2 separate regions of the Homo sapiens genome follow, and region 1 is linked to region 2. A link is an interaction called in ENCODE POLR2A ChIA-PET data of the cell type or tissue named here. Cell type or tissue: PC-9. All regions are shown on one strand. Each heading gives the region's core, and the rest is flanking DNA. Links, peaks and the distances in the headings are about the cores only.

Region 1 (9,547 bases), core at 419-8,418, 91 kb before region 2:
TAATTCTTGTATTTTTAGTAGAGACGGGGTTTCACTGTGTTAGCCAGGATGGTCTCGATCCCCTGACCTCGTGATCCACCCGCCTCGGCCTCCCAAAGTGCTGGGATTACAGGTGTGAGCCACTGCGCCCGGCCTACATTTTTATTTATTTATTTTTTTGAGACACAGTCTTGCTCTGTTGCCCAGGCTGAAGTGCAGCAGTGCAGTCTCAATTCACTGCAATCTCAGCCTCCTGGGTTCAAGCAATTCTAATGCCCCAGTCTCCTGAATAGCTGGGACTACAGGTGCATGCCACCACGCCTGGCTAATTTTTGTATTTGTATTTGTATTTTTTTATTTTGAAATGAAGTCTTGCTCAGTCGTCCAGGCTGGAGTGCAGTGGTGGGATCACAGCTCACTGCAACCTCTGCCTCCCAGGTTCAAGCAATTCTCCTGCCTCAGCCTCCTGAGTAGCTGGGATTACAGGCACCCACCACCATGCCTGTCTAATTTTTGTATTTTTAGTAGAGATGGGGTTTCACCATGTTGGCCAGGCTGGTCTTGAACTCCTGACTTCAGATGATCCACCTGCCTCAGCCTCCCAAAGTGCTAGGATTACAGGCATAAACCACTGTGCCTGGCCTAATTTTTTTTTTAGTAGAGACAACGTTTCACCATGTTGGTCAGGCTGGTCTCGAACTCCTGGCCTCAAGTGATTCGCCCGCCTTGGCCTCTCAAGTGCTGGGATTACAGGCATGAACCACTGTGCCTGGCCTTGTTCATTTTTAAAAATTACCTTTTTTATATATTTGTCTGACTAGGTTAGTTCAAAAGACCAAACTTCAAGCTCCAAAATTCTTTCTTCTCATGGTCCAGTCATTGATAAAGCTTTCAATTGTATTTTGAAATTCTTTAAGTGAGTTTTTCTTTTTTTTTTTTTTTTTGAGATGGAGTCTTGCTCTGTCGCCCAGGCTGGAGTGCAGTGGCGCAATCTTGGCTCACTGCAAGCTCTGCCTCCCGCGTTCACGCCACTCTCCTGCCTCAGCCTCCTGAGTAGCTGGGACTACAGGCGCCCACGACCGTGTCCGGCTAGTTTTTTGTATTTTTAGTAGAGACGGGGTTTCACCATGTTAGCCAGGATGGTCTCAGTCTCCTGACCTCATGATCCGCCCGCCTCGGCCTCCCAAAGTGCTGGGATTACAGGCGTGAGCCACCACGCCCAGCCTGTTTTTCAATTCCAGAAGCTCTGACTGATTTATTTTCAAGATGTTTATCTATTCCTTCATTTTGTGGATTGCTTTAGAAGTTTCTTTAGGTTGATGTTCAACCTTGTCTTGGATCTTGTTGAGTTTCCTAGCAATCCATGCTTTGAATTCTTTATCTGTCATTTCTGAGTTTCAATTTTGGTTAAGGACTAGACATCTAGTGCGATCCTTTGGTGGTGTCACTACATTCAGATTTTTCATGGTGCCAGAATTCTTGCTTTGGTTCTTTCTCATCTGGAGATGCTGGCAATTCTAATTTGTGTGTGGGGGGACAGAATTTTTTTCTTTTTATTTCTTTCCCTATAATATCGGTTTTTTTTTTTTTTCCACCTTCCCTTTCCCTCTCCCCTGCCTAGGGGGTAATGACTGTAGAGAATATTAGATTGGGTCTTTTGGCTTTGCTTCTATAGCCTTGTATACTATCAGCAGATTTTATATTGGGTTGTGTGGTTTGATGTACAGGCCAGTAGATGGCACTTATAAGTAAGAGCCAGCTGTGGCCAGCGTGGCTGGGTATATTCTTGATCCTTGTTTACTGGCAGAAGCTCTCTGTTGCCTCAGGCAATGGGCTGATCCATGGAATGCACAGTGGCTTGAGCTCCCTGCTCAGTCCCAGGAGGTAAGATGAGTGGGGCTGGACCAGAGCAGGCCTGTCTACAGGTCCCTCAATGGCAGGCACAGCACCAACACCAAGGGAGAATCCAGTGGGCTGCCACCCAGTGCCCAGAGGTGTTGCTAGTTGTTGAGTTGGGAAACCTCCTTGGCCCCAAGTTCTATGCACAAGGAACCAGGGTGGCCTAAACTCCTAATCCAGGAGAGTGCATGCTCCAGGTGTCTGAGTGTGGAATGCAGAGGGCACTGCTGCACCACAATCTCTACACAGGGAGGGTGGGGTGGCAGGCTGCTAATTCATGTGAACGGATGCTCCGACTGCCTAGAGATCTGTCTGGGCATGGGGTGGATAGGGTGCCTCTTCACCATGGTCTCTATACAGGAAGGGTGTGCCAACTCAGACTGCAAATGCAGGCAAGCAGGTGCTCCAAATTCCTGAAGATCTGCCTGGGTGTGGAGCAGAGTGAGCCCCACTTCACTAGAGTGTCTGCACAGGAAGGATAGGGCAGCTCAGGCTGCTGATCTGGGTGAGTGGGTGCTCCAAATGCCTGGAGATCTCCCTGAGTGTTGAGCTGAGAGGGCCCCACTGCACCATGATCTCAGGAGAACAGTCTAGCATACCAAGCAATAACTCACTCAGACCAGTCCACAGGTCACCAAGCTGACCCTGGTTGCATCTTGTTGCCTAGGAGAAACCACAGCTGTAGCAGTCCCTTTCCCACCCCAGTCCTGTGACAGGGAAGAGCACATTGCCAGCACCTACTGCAAGGTGCTTTCTACAATTCTGGCTGTAGAAACCTCTATGCACCTCGAGAGCAGGCACTCCAATCTCTGGCCCAAGACTAAAATGCCTGTGTGGCCACGCTACTGTGTCGCCAAAGAATGACTAACTTTGTATGCCTGGATTAAAAGTGGCATCCTGGGCCTGGGAAATGCCTACAGCTTTTCCCAGTGTCTTTCCTTCTCAGTGTCTCCAAATATCTTCTCAAGTTACCTCCAGGACTTGGGAGAAACAAAGTGCTCTCCCTTGGCCTCTGTTGCTTGTATCTCCAGTGGAAAGGGCACTTTCCCAAAGTGCCCTTTCCACTGGATGGAAAGAGCCTGTCTGCCTCTCTCATGTACTGGGGCTTCACTCACTTTTATGAGCCAAATGCCATCACGGGGGCTGTTTGCCTTTGTTTTCCTCCCTGAGACCTAGGGTGTTCTTCATGATTCTGTTGGATTCCCATTTTCTTTCTTGAATTAAAGCCCACAGAGTTGATCTTTATGCACTACCTTGCAATTTCCAAGTGACTGAGGCACACTAACAGCCCCAAATCTGCCATCTTGGGGAAAAAAAAGGTTTTTGGTTTTTTTTTTTTTTTTGGAGACGGAGTCTTGCTCTGTCACTCAGGCTGGAGTACAGTGATATGATCTCAGCTCACTGCAACCCAGGACTCCTGGGTTCAAGCAATTCTCCTGCCTCAGCTTCCAGAGTAGCTGGGATTACAGGTGCACACCACCACACCCAGCTAATTTTTATGTTTTTAGTAGAGACAAGGTTTCACCATGTTGGCCAGGCTCATCTTGAACTCCTGACCTCAAGTGATCCACCCGCCTCAGGCTCCCAAAGTGCTGGGATTACAGGCATGAGCCACCGCACCCGGCCAACTTTTTTTTTTTTTTTAAGGTATGAAGTCTTGCTAAGTTGCCCAGGCTGGACTTCAGCTCCTGCAGTCAAGCAATCCTCTTGTTTCAGCCTCCCAATCAATTCATTTTCTTTTATGTCTATATTTGTGAGCAATATTAGTCTGTAGTACTTTTTTTTCTTTTCTTGTCATGTTTTTCTGGTTTTGGTACCAAGATAATGCTAACCTCAGCTGGGTGCGGTGGCTGATGCCTGTAATCCCAGCACTTTGGGAGGCCAAGGTGGGTGGATCACCTGGGGTCAGGAGTTTGAGAGCAGCCTGACCAACATGGTGAAACCCCATCTCTACTAAAAATACAAAAATTAGCTGCGCGTGGTGGCACGCACCTGTAGTCTCAGCTGCTAGGGAGGCTGAGGTGGGAGAATCACTTGAACCCAGGAGGTGGAGGTTGCAGTGAGCCGAGATCACGCCACTGCACTCTGGCCTGGGCAACAGAGTAAGACTCTGTCTCAGAAAAAATTAAAAAATAAAATAAAAATAATGCTAACCTCATAAAATGATTTGAGAAGTGTTCTTTACTATTCAATTTTTTGAAAGAGTTTTTATAGAACCGTATCTTTTTTTTCTTAAATGTTTGGCAGAACTCACCAATTAAACTATCTGGGGCTGGAGTTTTCTTTGAGGGAAAGGTTTTTTATATTATGAATCCAATTTCTTTAGTAGATTTACGGATATTCAAAGCTTTTTTTTTCTTTAGTGAGCATCGATAGGTTACGTATGTTAAAGAATTTGCCCATTTCATCTAATTTACCAACTTTATTGGCATAAAGGTTTTTCATATTGCTCTCTCATATTATTCCCACTGTAGAGTCTGTAGTCTCTTATTCTTCATATTGTTAGCTTGTCTTCTCTCTTTTCTTCCTGGTAAATATGGCTAGAGTTTTATCAATTGCATTAATCTTTTCAAAACATCAGATTTTAGTTGCATTGATTTTCTTCTATTTTTGTTTGTTTTCTATTGGTCTCTATTCTTATTCTTATTATTTCCTTCCTTCTGCTTATTTTGGGTTTTTTTGTTCTTCCTTTTCTAGTTTTTTCCTCTAAGCACTGATTTGGCAGCATCCTCAAAATTGTGATATGTTTCTATTTTTGCTCGGTTCAAAGTATTTCATAACTTTCCCTGTGATTTCTTTTTTGACTCAGGGTTATATGGAAGTATGTTGCTTAATTTGTAAAATATTTGGGAATTTTCCAAAGATCTCTCAATTATTGATTTATAGTTTAATACCATAGTGGTCAGAGAACATATTTTGTATTATTTTAGACTTCTTAGGGTAATTGATACTTGTTTTATGGCCCAAATTATGGTTTATATGATCATTGTTCCATATGCGTAGGGAATAATATGTGTCCTGTTGTTGGGTGAAGTGTTCTATGACTGTCAATGGAGTCAAGTTGGTTGATAGTATTTTTCAAAACCTCTATACTTTTTATTTTTTGCTACTTCTATCAACTCCTGCAAGAGAAGTGCTGGAATCTCCAACTATAATTTTGGATTTACCTATTCCTCCTTTCAGTTCTGGAAGCTTTTTACTTCATGTATTTTGAAGCAATGTTATTAGGTATATACACATTTAGAATTATGTTCTCCTTATTAATTGACATCTTTAGCATTATGGGATGTTCCTCCCTCTGTATGTTTGTGTGTGTGTGTGTGTGTGTGTGTGTGTGTGTGTGTGTGTCAGGGTATCTATCACCTAGGCTGGGGTGTAGTGGCGTGAACATGGCTCACTGCAGCCTTGACCTCCTGGGCTCAAGTGATCCTCCCATCTCAACCTCTCAAGTAGTTGGGATCCCAGGCATGCGCCACCATGCCTGGCTATTTTTTAAATTTTTTTGTAGAGCTAGGCTCTCACCATGTTGCCCAGGCTGGTCTCAAACTCCTGGGCTCAAGTGATCCTCCCACCTCAGCCTCCCAAATTGTTGGGATTACAGGCGTGAGCCACTGAGCCTGGCTTCCATTTGGTTATTGATTGGCTCTAATTTTTACAAATTTAAAATATTTTATTCAGGAAAATAACTTTTGCTAATTGCTTTTTCTTATTTGTAGACATTAATGTTTTGTTTGGGAGCATAACATTTAGTAATTTTTAAAAAGCAACAAGTAGGCCGGGCACGGTGGCTCACACCTGTAATCCCAGCACTTTGGGAGGCTAAGGTGGGTGGATCACGAGGTCAGGAGATCGAGACCATCCTCGCTAACACAGTGAAACCCCGTCTTTACTAAAAATACAAAAAATAAATTAGCCAGGCGTGGTGGCACGCACCTGTAATCCCAGCTACTCAGGAGGCTGAGCCAGGAGAATCACTTGAACCCAGGAAGTGGAGGTTGCAGTGACCGAGATCACACCACTGCACTCCAGCCTGGGCTACAGAGGGAGACTCCGTCTCAAAAAAAAAAAAAAAAAAAGAAAAGGCAACAAGTCAAGTAAATATATGTTAGGTAATGGACAAAAAGCTAGATAGTGGGGAGTCTCATCTCCTAATTCTTCTAATCAAACTGATGATGTCACTGGGGAAAAGAGGATCAGTTGGAACCTGGTGTTTGGCAGTTACCAGAGGAGCTGTGCCTGGGCAGAGGGTACCCAGGAGACACCCTGGTGCCCTTAACCTCCAAAGCAGGCAACATTGTGTGTCCAGGCCTGTGGACCAGAAACACAGGATGTTTTGTGACTGACAGAGTGATCCAAAATGGAGAAGGATGACCCCCCACAGTTGGTGACTCCCACATCAGTGAAAGCCATCATCCTGAGGATTGAGGCTGCCCAGCTAACTCGGGCTCAAGAGGTAGCCCCTGAGATGAAGGAATCACTCTTACATTGGGATCTGATGCGGAGACTGGGGGCTGATCCCAGGTTTGAGTGAGATTCCAGCTCTGGGTCCTCAGAGGCCCTGGGATATTCAGCAACCTGGGTCTGCAGACAGATTAGTATAAATTATCTCTCTCCTAAACTTGGCATATACAGGGTGAGCTGAAAGCAACCACCCGCCTGAGGCAGGGCTGGGGCCCGGGAAGGGGGCAGGAAGCTCGAGGATAGCCCTGAGGCACATCGTGGTGGTGTGGTGGGTTTTAGAGGGCAGGAGAAAGGACCCAGAATCTGTTCTTGGCAACCCTCCAGAATCCCCCAAGCTGAGCCCAGGAAGTTCATAGGGGTTGGGGAAATGTCCAAAGGCTCAAATCACCCTGTACACGAGGCTCTAGTACATTTTTTACTTGAGCCTCTGATCCTAGAGTTTCTTGGGGCCTCACTTTTCCAAGCTTCTGTTGCCTGTGGATCCTTGTGAGGAAAGACATCCAGAAACCCCCAGCAACCTCTGAAATTCTAAAGAAATGTTTGCTGTGGGGTTTTGGTGTTCTATACTTTCTTGACCTTCTTAATAATCACAATGATAATAAAAGCTACCACTTTTGTGTAATGTGCCAGGTACTATTAAAAGCACTTTAAAATATTTAATTCATTTAATCCTTACAGAAACCCTGTGACATAGGTACTATAATGATTCCCACTTTAAATATAAGAAAACTGAGACCCAAAGAGGCTAAGCGACTTGTCCAAGGTCACGCTGCTAGCATGTGGCTTCTGGCTCAAGTCCACAGCCCTAACACTACAATCTGCTGCTTCTCTATAGGATATTTCTACCCAGCTCTCAGACATTTTGGACAATGTCAATTGTGTCATCAACCGCTTCCAGGAAGAATTAGGATATGATTTAAAAGAAAATGCCAAATCTCAGCAGAGAGATCCAAAGGGCAAGAAGAGATTCATCTTGCTGGAAAAAATTGCCTCCTTCTCCAAAGATGCTATGATGAAGGAGAAGCACCTGTATGACATTCTCCGCTGGCTGGGTGACTGGGGTGAGTTTGCAGGCTGGGCACCGTGCCTCCTCTGGGAGGGGAGTGTGGGTGGCGAGCACAGGGACAGCACAGGACACATCCCCTTCTCCAGTGAAGCATTCCACCACTCGTGTCACAGCACATCACCTCCATGCTCCTGAGGGGCAGACACAGAAGTGTCCAAACATCACAGATCATGACATTAGCTGAATATATGATGAAGCCTAAGTCACGGGTCCATTATGACATCTCATTTTTGTGCAGGATAGAAACTAAATTCAAACCCACATTAGCTATTTTATAGAGCACCCCTGGGTGATATTCAAAGCACTGAATGACCTTTACTGCATGGGCCCTGATGCCAGCTGTGAGCAACTGGTGCAGCCATTTGGGTGTGGGCCAGCTGCATTAAACCCTAAAGCTAAGTGCTACCCCCCACTCAGCTCAGAGTCATCCCATCACAGGACCTGTGTGCTGTGTGCTGGATGCTCCAGTGTTGGAAGAAGATGGTATTGGTATGTGCCCTGCCCCCTGCATACTACCCCATGCTTGGAAGCTCTTAGTTCAGTGGTCCCTCAGCTGCCCTCAAGACTGACAGAGCTGTTGATTCTGCTTAATTAATTCAGTTGTCCAGATGTTGGACTAGGCAATCGGCATAGAGCAGTAACAAGTCAGATACCTCCCTGCTGTACAGACAATACTATTTAATGTCCATTGTGAATTTCTACATGGCAGGCCTCATGTTAACTGTTCCACATGTATTATCTCATTTAATCTTCACGCAGTTCTTTTATAGGGAAGGAAACTGAGGCTCAGGGGGATAAGTGACTTGCCCAACATCACATAGCTAGTAAGAGGTAAAATCAATGTGACTTCACAGCTGCTGGAACCCCTGTGCTATAGGGCTGTCTGTGTCCCCCTGGAGGACAGACTGCTCTCAGCCTGCACCTCCCATCCCTTCTCCAGGTGACACTCTGACCTATGAGATTGGGCCCAGGAAGAGTGAAGAGGAAGCAGCAGCTCTGGACGAATGGATTGAAGTGACGGAGAAAGTGTTACCGCTGTCCCTCATTGCCACCAAAAGAGGCATCGAGTCACTCACTGCCCTTTGCTCCACTCTCATTGAAGGACAAAAGAAAAGGTCACAAGGTAGGTTCTAGGAGCACCTGGCCAGGGAGCTAGGTGGGGACGGGGTGGAGCCATGGCAGGGGAAGTCAGAGGCTGGGCCTGGGGTCTTTCTGATTCTCCTCCATCACAGAAGTTTGATTTGAGATGGATGGGCAGTGGTGAGGGGCTGAGGGTTGAGCCCAGGCCAAGCACTGAGCAGCTCTGAGCTGTCCTTCAGCGCTAAGGGAGGTGTGATGTGGAGACAGGTCTCTGGTGTGCTCACTGGAGCTGTGGCCTCACGTAGGTTCTGAGGAACAAAGCTGGGAGGCCAGGAGGGCTAGAGTTAGCAGCTAGAACCTGCGGGCCATCCTATTCTCACTCCAAACCCAGCAACAGAGCTAGGAAGGTTGGGGAGGCTCAGCTAGAGGCTGCTGCAGAGGTGGTCCATCAGCAAATAGCTGAACCTTGGCTTTTTACTCCCATCAACATTAGGAGAACCTGATATTATCGAACTCATACATTTTGTAGATGAGAACATTGAAGCTCAGAGAAGAGAAGGGAGCACAAGGAAAGGCTGTGGCCCCACACATAGGTTTTCTGGCTTCTTAATCTCACTCAAGAGTTTGAATTGCATCTCTGTCAATTTCTGGTTGTATCACTTTGGGCAAGGACTTCATCTCTCTGAGCCTCAGTTTCCTCATATATAAACAGAAGAGGATACTGCCTAGCTCCAGGTTTGTGGGGAGGCTTCCACACAGTGTGAGGTGTCTGACACCATGCTTGGAACATGCTCAGGGCTTAATTAACAATAGTTAACCATCAGCATTTACCATTGTTCCTCATGGCCAGCCTCATTATCAATCAAGTAAGGTCAGCAGGAGGGAGAAGGCAGGGAAAAGTGGATAAGGAAACAATCTCTTCTGCAATCTGTACCGTACTATGTCTTCAAATACACTTATTGTATACTTAGACCCTCGCTAGATTATAAACTTATGAATGGTAAAGACTGTGTCTTTAGTTCTTTCTTTTTAGGGATGATTTATTGAGCACTTACTAGGTAC
Region 2 (9,547 bases), core at 959-8,958:
ATGCCTGTAATCCCAGCACTTTGGGAGGCCAAGATGAGTGCATCACTTGGGGTCAGGGGTTCGAGACCAGCCTGGCCAACATGGTGAAACCCTGTCTCTACTAAAAATACAAAAATTAGCAGGGCGTGGTGACACATGCCTGTAATTCCAGCTATTTGGGAGGCTGAGGCACGAGAATCGCTTGAACCCAGGAGGTAAAGGTTGCAGTGAGTGGCGACAGCGCCACTGCACTCCAGCCTGGATGACAGAGCGAGACTCAAAAAAAAAAAAAAATTAAAAAGGTATAAATGTTGAACCCAAGTAATTGTTATAAATAGATTATAACAAACATCTCAAAGATAATTTTTCTCTATAAAATCAGAATTGGTCAACCAACTATTTACAGAAGACCAAGTACATGCCAAGGTGCTGTGCTAGGCACTTGGAGAGACAGGAGCTCCTGCCTGCCACTGTGAAGTTCACTATCTAGTGGGGAAGACAAAGTAACCAATGCACATAAAGTCATAACTACGCTCTGAAACCACAGAATGAGGAGATATGATGGGGAAGTCAGGAAGGATGAGGAGGTCAAGGGTGGTAACTGGGCCGGGCGCGGTGGCTCACACCTGTAATCCCAGCACTTTGAGAGGCCGAGGCGGGTAGATCACCTGAGGTCAGGAGTTCAAGACCAGCCTGGCCAACATCATGAAACCCCATCTCTACTAAAAGGATAAAAATTAGCCGCTGGGCGTGGTGGCTCATGCCCGTAATCCTAGCACTTTGGGAGGCTGAGGCAGGCAGATCACCTGAGGTTGAGAGTTTGAGACCAGCCTGACCAACATGGAGAAACCCCATCTCTACTAAAAATAAAAAAATTAGCTGGGCATGGTGGCGCATGCCTATAATCCTAGCTACTTGGGAGGCTGAGGCAGGAGAAGCGCTTGAACCGGGGAGGCGGAGGTTGCGGTGAGCTGAGATTGCGCTATTGCACTCCAGCCTGGGCAACAAGAGCGAAACTCCGAATCAAAAAAAAAAAAAAATTAGCCAGGCGTGGTGGCAGGCGCCTGTAATCCCAGCTACTCGGGAGGCTGGAGCAGGAGAATTGCTTGCACCTAGGAGGTGGAGGATGCAGTGAACCGAGATGGCACGCCATTGCACTCCAGCCTGGGTGACAGAGCGAGACTTTGTCTCAAAAAAAAAAAAAAAATAGTGGTAACTGTAGTTGGAGGCAGGGAGAAGAGCATTTGGACAGATGGAAAAGCAGGTGTGTCTGTGGAGTGTAGAAGCCTCCAGCCTCTGCTTGAGGGCAGAGGACCGGGGGGATGGTATGAACTGAGGGTAATGGCAGAGCAAGACTGCACAGTCCTTCAGACCGGATTAAGGATTATAGTATTCATCCTAAAAGCAACAGAAAGTTTGAAGCAGACTGCTGTAGTGTGGGGAACATACATGGAGGGTGGGGCGGGTGGGGCAGAGACAGAATGGATGAACAGAACCAGTTAAGAGGCTCTTACAGAAGTCCAGGCAAGAGATGGTGGTAACCTGATCATAATGGTGGTGGTGGAGATGAAGAGATAAGGTCAGATCTGAGATTTAGTCAAATGGATGGAGTGTGCTGACAGATTTAAGGTGGGAAATGGAGAAATTTCCTAAGGTTTCCAGCTGGGACAACTGGGTAGATGATAATACCACTTACAGAGAAAGGGACTTGGAAGAGGGCCAGGTTTGGGAAAGGAAGATCATGAGTTTAATATATTAGATATGGCCATGAATTATGAAAATTTCTTACTTTAGCCCCTGAGGATAAGAAGAAAGGCAGAAAGCAGAAAGAAGTTTTACCTTGATATCAGCTCTGAGCTCAACCAATTGCTGCTCTGACATTTGAACAGCCACATGAGTCATCTTCTTTAGAAGTTCAGCCTTCTTTTGTCGGCTGAGCAAAATTTCCACTGTAGAGGAAAAGTGAGTGTGAACCTTATGTTGCTGCTAAATAGGATAAAGAAGAACTAGAAATATAAGCCTTGCAGTAGGTATTTGGTCAGCCAAAGGCTTAGCTGCCTATCCACCCAGAAAATGAAAATATCAAAAGTCTGGTCTCTACCTTCCATTGGGTCTCTGAAGGCAGTTAAGTGGTAAATATTTTTTATAAATCACAAACACTCATAAATCATTGTTATTTCTCCTTCCAGTCAAAAAAATTTTATCAAGATGCATATAAATTAAAAAGGAAATATGTACACATAATAAAAAATATTCATCTAGAGTAAGTTGGGTATAAAATGAAAAGAGCATCTCTCTTATTTCTGATTTTGTGGTCTCCTCTCCAGGGGAAACGACTGTTCACCATTTCTTACGTACACATCCAAATATTGTGTATGTACATACAACATGCATACATATGTAGCTCTCTTTTTTCCCTTCTCACAAATGGAAGTATATCATACACATGGTCTTTCTTTTACCTTAGCTATTTTTACTTAATATATCTTTAAATTTATTCCCTATTAATACATCTGGATCACCTTCATTCTGTTTAACAGCCACCCAGTATGTGGATATACCACAATTATTTACCGAGTTCCCTAGTGATGGGTATTTAGATTGTTACACCCTTTTAAGAACCACCTTCTCTGGCATGCTTTCTGATATATAACTTGGATATGGTCATGGCAGAGAACATACAATAAAAATCTCCCAGAGAGACAGGGGCTACAGTGGAAACAAAACCAAAGAAATCCTCCCAGGAAGCAGATAAACCACCCAACGAATGTTCTCTACTACCAGGGAAGGGACTCTGCTATTCCTTCCCATCCAGCAAGATTTGATCATTGCTTTTCCAAGTGGGAATTTTTACTATAATTATCCTTTTCTTTCTCCAACTATGTAATATGGGAGAAGGGGGCATTTAGCCTTTCTTTTAATTTATGAGACCCCATCCTTGGAAGATCTGAAATCACTCTGAAGACCTGGCCTTTCAGCTGAATATTAACTAACTAGATGAGACTTTGGAGGTATTGCTATTGAGGAGGTGGTGAACATATTCTCATTTTGGAAAAAAGAGGGATACTGGGTAGTGGAGGACTGTAGCAAAGACCATTAGCTGATGGAACACAGTCTTTCCAACTACATTCAGGAACATTCAGGGCTATCAGAAATCCAATGTTGTTGGGTACCAACATAATTGGGTAAAAAAAAAATCTATATTTTCTGGCTTTGCTACAGATGAAACGGCCATGTGATATAGTTTCCCCATTGAGATATAAGCAGAACTCAAAGGGCAGGCTTTACAGGAAAGCGTTTTAAGGGAGTCTTAGCATGTAACGTTTTACTCCTTCTCGACTGGAGCCTAGGGAGTTGTCTTTTGACCATAAGCATACTCTCAGAATGGCTGGGCAGAAGAACAGAAGATCCTGGGTCCCTAATGTCATCTGGGAAATGTCCTGCCAGCCCTGGGTTGCTTACCTCTGTACTTTTCATTTTCTGAGAAAAAAGGACACTCACATTTATTTAGGCCACTCTGTTCCATGTAGTCAAACTCAATCCCTAACTGATATACATAGAATCCTGTAACACACTGAGGAATTAGCCAAATTCACGTCAGAAAAAAACAGAAGTTTTAAAGAGTTACACCAGGTATTACAGAGAGCTGGATGTATTTAGCAAGTTTACTCAGCCCAACTGCCACAGAGATGCACACATGGGCTGCCTAGACCCAAGTCACACTAATCAATCAGGGCCCACTTTCTCAGGAGTCAGGAGCATGCCTACAAAAGTTTCTTAACGCCAAAGCCCAACAGTTACAAATGATCTATTGGTTTAGGTCCCAAGATAAAACCTATTTGCCATTTGTATCAACTTCAGTTTCTCTCAGCTCTAGCATTCAGTGATTCTATGACAAAATTATAGCTCTCAAAATGGCAAAAATGAGGTGAATAAAAAGCTTTCTACACGTAACAGATAACTCATAGGACCTAATTATACAACACTGGAAAAGATTGAAATACTACAAACCTATCAGTTACTTAATAAAATTATAATATGTAAAAAACAAAAAGCAACTCTTGATAGCACTGGTAAATGAGTAATTACTCTTGATAGCATTGGTAAATGAGTAATATCATTGAGAACCAGGATTTTCAGGGAGAAAAGAGCTAAAGATATAAAACTGATGAAGTTAAGTAAAACTTTGAGCTCTGAATTTGATAAAATAAGATTGGCCACAAATTGATAATTGGTTGAAGCTGAGTGATGGGAATTTGTTACATTAGCCTCGCTATCTGAAATTTTCTTTTCTTTTCTTTTTTTTTTTTTAGTTTTGAGATGGAGTCTTGCTCTGTCGCTAGGCTGGAGTGCAGTGGCGCAATCTCGGCTCACTGCAACCTCTGCCCCCTGGGTTCAAGTGATTCTCCTGCCTCAGCCTCCCGAGTAGCTGGGACTACAGGCGCATGCCACCATGCCCAGCTAATTTTTGTATTTTTAGTAGAGACAGGGTTTCACCATGTTGGCCAGGATGGTCTTGATCTCTTGACCTCGTGATCAGCCCGCCTCGGCCTCCCAGAGTGCTGGGATTACAGGCGTGACCCACTGCACCCGGCCAAAATTTTCTATTAATATAAAAGATGTATTAATATTCTTAAAAGCACCTTCTTTTTTTTTAATTTCAAGACAGGGTCTTGCTCTATCGCCCAGGCTGGAGTACAGTGGTGCAATCACAGCTCACTGCAGCCTCGACCTCCTGGGCTCAAGTGATCCTTCCACCTCAGCCTCTCAACTAACTAGGACTACATGTAGCACATGACCCCATGCCTGATTTATATATATATATATATATATATATATATATATATATATATATTTTTTTTTTTTTTTTTTTTTTTTTTTTTGAGATGGAGTCTTGCTCTGTTGCCAGGCTGGAGTGCAGTGGCGCAATCTCGGCTCACTGCAACCTCTGCCCCCTGGGTTCAAGTGATTCTCCTGCCTCAGCCTCCCGAGTAGCTGGGACTACAGGCGTGTGCCACCATGCCCAGCTAATTTTTGTATTTTTAGTAGAGACGGGGTTTTATCATGTTGGCCAGGATGGCCTCGATCTCCTGACCTCGTGATCTGCCCGCCTCAGCCTCCCAAAGTGCTGGAATTACAGGCATGAGCCACTGCGCCCAGCCTTATTTCTTATTTTTTGTAGAGACGAGGTTTCACTATGTTGCCTAGGCTGGTCTCAAACTCCTGGGCTCAGGTGATCCGCCCAAAGTGCTGGGATTATATGCGTGAGCCACCACGCCTGGCCTAAAAGGACCTTCTTCTCAAAACTAAGAAATATGTCTTCTTAGTGGTTTTAGTTTATCTGCATTTCCATTTTCAAAAAGAGAATATACAGATAAAATAATGGACTGAAATGTCAAATTTAGAAACTCAAAATATATTGCTCAATGTAATGAAATCTCACCTCTGAAAAACAGTGGAAGGCATCTCTGCTACATTCTCAAATTTTCAAGTTAAAATGGACCAAAGCTGAAGTCATTTCAGTGCTTCAAAGCTGCATCCTCTGGCCCGTGACCACACACACAAGTGATTTAACTGTGAGTCATGATCTCGACCTAGCCCAGCATTTCTATTCTTACCAGTTTGGGGGTGGGTTAAAATAAACAACTTTCCTAATAATTAATCTGGCGTTCAATGCAGGAAGATAAAACCTGCCACCGAAATGCCTCAAATCAATGCCATTGTACAAGTTGCAGTTGGTATTCCCTTGTCTTCGTGTAGCTGTGTATGTTTAACCTAACACTTAACAGAAATGATCAAAAAATAGGTATCTGTTTTTTCTGTACAAAACCCCACAAATCACCAAAGTTAGACTTCATTCCTCCAGAATCTATTTTAGTAAGCTTTCAAGAAACCTGGTATCTTGAACCCTCAATTCTCTAACTTTTCCCCTACCCATTGATAACAGACACTGAGTGAAGACTGTTCTATAAACTGAGAAAACAAAGAAAGTTCTGAGATAGGTAATGATAGGAGTATACACATACAATCGTAGGCAACCTAATGAAGTCTTCTCTGATTATGCTAAAGGTTTTTTTCCAAGTAGAAAAAATCCCAGTGGAATTGCTTAAACACTAGAGGAAGAAACAAAATAAAATAAAAACCTGGTGGCAGATACCGTGATGCAGTCTCTTATACACTGAACTCTGCATTCAAAATATTAAGATTTGGAAATATTTTTAAAACAGGCTCTTTAAAGTTATTTCACCTGAAAGGATTCATATGCCAGTACAGTGCAACTGCTTAAGATTATTTAAATATATAAACTCTTATTATGGTATTTATATGGAACTTTTGTTATAAGGGTTGGGAAGTAGGTACCTACTATTTATGAAGGTAATAGCTTTAATTAAAGATCAATCATCTTACTTGCTTCAGCTTTCACTTTGTCCATTTCAGCAAGCAACGCCACTTCTCGATCCATTAAACTAGGAAAAGATGACAAAGGAATAAAAAGTTTGATCAGAAACTCAAATACAAAATTAGCACATTATTAATAGTAAAGAAAGACCAGTGAGTTTGTTTGCTAAAAGCATACTAAAAAATAATATTGTATGGATCACATACAAATTCTGATGTCTTACTCTCAACAAAGAATATTTTAAGATTTTCCCATAAATAAAATAAATAGACCCAATTCCCTTTTATATTGCAATATTGGTACATTGCAGCAGTACACCAATTGTAGACGTCTAAGAGTTGAGAACCAGCAGATGGCAGTAGCAAGCTACAAAACACATTTTTTAGTAAGCTGTGCTAAAGCAAAAGTCCGTGTGGAAATTACTTACTTAACCATGTATGTACTCACATACTTTTTTTTTTTTTTTTGAGACGGAGTCTCGCTGTCTCCTAGGCTGGAGTGCAGTGGCGCGATCTTGGCTCACTGCAAGCTCCGCCTTCCGGGTTCACGCCATTCTCCTGCCTCAGCCTCCCGAGTAGCTTGGACTACAGGCGCCCGCCACCACGCTCGTCTATTTTTTTTGTATTTTTAGTAGAGATGGGGTTTCACCGTGTCAGCCAGAATGGTCTCGATCTCCTGACCTCGTGATCCGCCCGCCTCGGCCTCCCAAAGTGCTGGGATTACAGGTGTGAGCCACCGCGCCCGGCCTGTACTCATACTTTTTATATTTATATTTTGGTCTATAAAATTTGATGGCCTTGCATCTAATTAATTTTTACCAAGCAATATCCCCACTAGGGCATAGTAAATTTATCCATGATTAGGACTTGTATGTCTTCAACAGCTGACCATGGTTGCACCAAGTCCACTTACATTTTAGTACTTAGAATGCAAAGTAGTCAAAAGATAGACATATAGTGTGCTAGTTTCTGAGAAACACATAATAGTAACTAGGAAGGATGGAATTACAGATTTCTGGTAGGCTTTTTACAGAAAAAGAACATTAAATAGGCAATTAGAATTTTTTCCACTGCAAATATAAATGGTTTATAGGCACATAAAGCTTTTCCATGTTGTTATAAAAGAGCCCACAGCCTTCAATGTATAAGGAGACAGTAGTACCCTAGTATTCAACCTCTGGATGAAAATAATTTTCCTTACCATATCGGTTTTGCTTTGTGGTGGCAAAAAGAAAAAAAAATCTAGAATGTTAATACTTGCACAAACATGCAATGTTCCAACTTTCTTCAAATTTGGAGTTCATTCTGATTTCTCCTTTTGAAGGGGAATATAACTACAGGGTAAATAAAAGTTCCACTCTTGTTTCTGGTTGTAATCACACTCAAACACACACACACACACACACACACACTCTTTCTCTCTCGCTCTAATTCAATTTAGCTCAATACATAGTTATGTTAGCACAAAGTAGTTAATGTGGAGACTATAGTGTGAGACATACAAAAATGTCTAAGGCAGGGTCATTTCCTCAAGGAGCAAATCTTTTATAGGGAAGTGCCAGAGAACATAGGTTTGATAATCGTTACGCATGATGTTAATAAACAGACTTGTAACTAAACAAATTTGGTTGACATATTAATCCAAAAGCATCAAACTGGAGAGAAGATACAATTATTGTGGGGTAGCAATACTTTGCTAAGAAAGCATTTCCCAAACCTTGGCAATATTTTGCTCCAAGAACTCTAGCAGCATTGGAATACCTAAAAGACAAAACAAAAGCACAACTGAGACAGGAGCTGCCAGGCCTACAGTTTGACATTACCTCTCTTATGTTGCCAAATCACCTTAAGATGCAGACGCTGTGTCCATCAGATGACAAATCCTTTTTCTCTGACAAAGCTTGTAAAATATTTATTAAAAGACTACAGCAAACAAGTAAGCCTTTTGCAGCTTACAATCTATTATGAGAAGTAGAATGTCAGATGACACTTTTAGCAAGGTCTGCATCAACACAATCAGGCTTTTTTGTGGAAATTTGTGCTAGTACATTCTGATAGCATTTTTTTTTCCCTGTGAGAATCACTAGTGTTCATTTAAATAAACTTTGTTTTTGATTAACTCGGTGATCACAAGAAATTCATAGGACTGTGCATGGACAACCATATAACCCCTCCATTAAAAAAAAACTAGCTTATAATATATCCAGCTACCATGTACCCACAAAAATTAAAATTAAAATACATATATTAGCTTATGTTTTCATGCCAAAAAACAATGAAAAGCAGTAAGAACTTCTGTTTCTTTTTGTTTGTTGTTTGTCATGTTGCCATCTATTGATAACATCTAGTGAAAAGTCCTATGATGTCAGCCCAGGGTTAAACAAGAGAATCTACTAGTTAACTGATGCTGATATATTTCTCAGAGAAAAGGTTGATCAGCACTTATAATTCTCCATTAAAATTTTTACATCTTTAAAATACAAAAATGAATGTCAAAATTTAATAGTAAATTTCTTATTAAAAGCACATCAAAAAAGTAAATTATATAATGGCATTATAGTTGTATAGAAGAATGACCTATTTTTAGGTTATTTATGCTAAAGCATTTAGGGGTGACATGTCATCTACATCTGCAAATTCCAAATGGTTCCACCAAAATATTATACACACACACAGCAAATACACTGTCATTATACCATCCTTTCAACTTTTCTATATATCTGAAAGTTTTAATAATAAAAAGTTAGTGAAATGTTGGCATCACAAAATAAATGGAGAAGGTGGGACAAGTTCAAAGTGGAAAGTAGGTTAGGTGTAAGGATAACAACATAGGCATTTTTTACAATTAAAAACAATAATCTATTGTAACACAACTTTTAACACAGAAACTTAAGCTAAAGTTTTCCATCTGTTTCTGAGCTAAACAATGGTTCCAGTATGTATGTGTGGCCAAGAGGTTCAAAAGTACCTGTGGTGTGAGGTAATGGTTTTTAGATGCCAGAAAGGCAAGCAATGAGTCCTCCCAGAGAGTGATGAAAGGCTCATTCAGACTCTCTATTACCTTGCTCACTCCAATACCTCAGGGTACTAAGCTTCTCTCAAGGCTTTCTTGAATGGAAATATGCCATAATAAGCACCAAGCATCTGGCAGACTAGATTCTAAAACTGC

What was found. ChIA-PET counts read pairs that join two places held together with the same protein. Peaks named below come from ENCODE experiments on the same cell type or tissue, not always from the same donor. Only the 100,000 strongest peaks of a DNase experiment are listed, where the experiment ranks them.
Region 1: POLR2A ChIA-PET joins it to region 2 with 14 read pairs; 4 of 35 experiments call an interaction of 5 or more read pairs at or near these places.

What each region holds. Positions count from the first base shown.
Region 1 is chr12:49,602,166-49,611,712 of GRCh38, reverse strand. It overlaps FAM186B (family with sequence similarity 186 member B), which reads left to right and starts at 6,074. Exons shown (of 7, transcript NM_032130.3): 1 at 6,074-6,331; 2 at 7,175-7,400; 3 at 8,346-8,528. The coding sequence starts at 6,236. In PC-9, for the core only: a CTCF peak has its summit at 1,643; no DNase peak of the experiment used is centred there.
Region 2 is chr12:49,511,454-49,521,000 of GRCh38, reverse strand. SPATS2 (spermatogenesis associated serine rich 2) reads right to left here. Exons shown (of 14, transcript NM_023071.4): 10 at 6,388-6,446; 11 at 1,819-1,928. Among named protein-coding and RNA genes, the nearest start is that of KCNH3, 23 kb to the left of the region's middle. RefSeq lists a silencer at 6,996-7,174. In PC-9, for the core only: CTCF peaks have their summits at 6,539 and 6,742 (motif pointing right); DNase peaks (open chromatin) are centred at 5,640 and 6,760.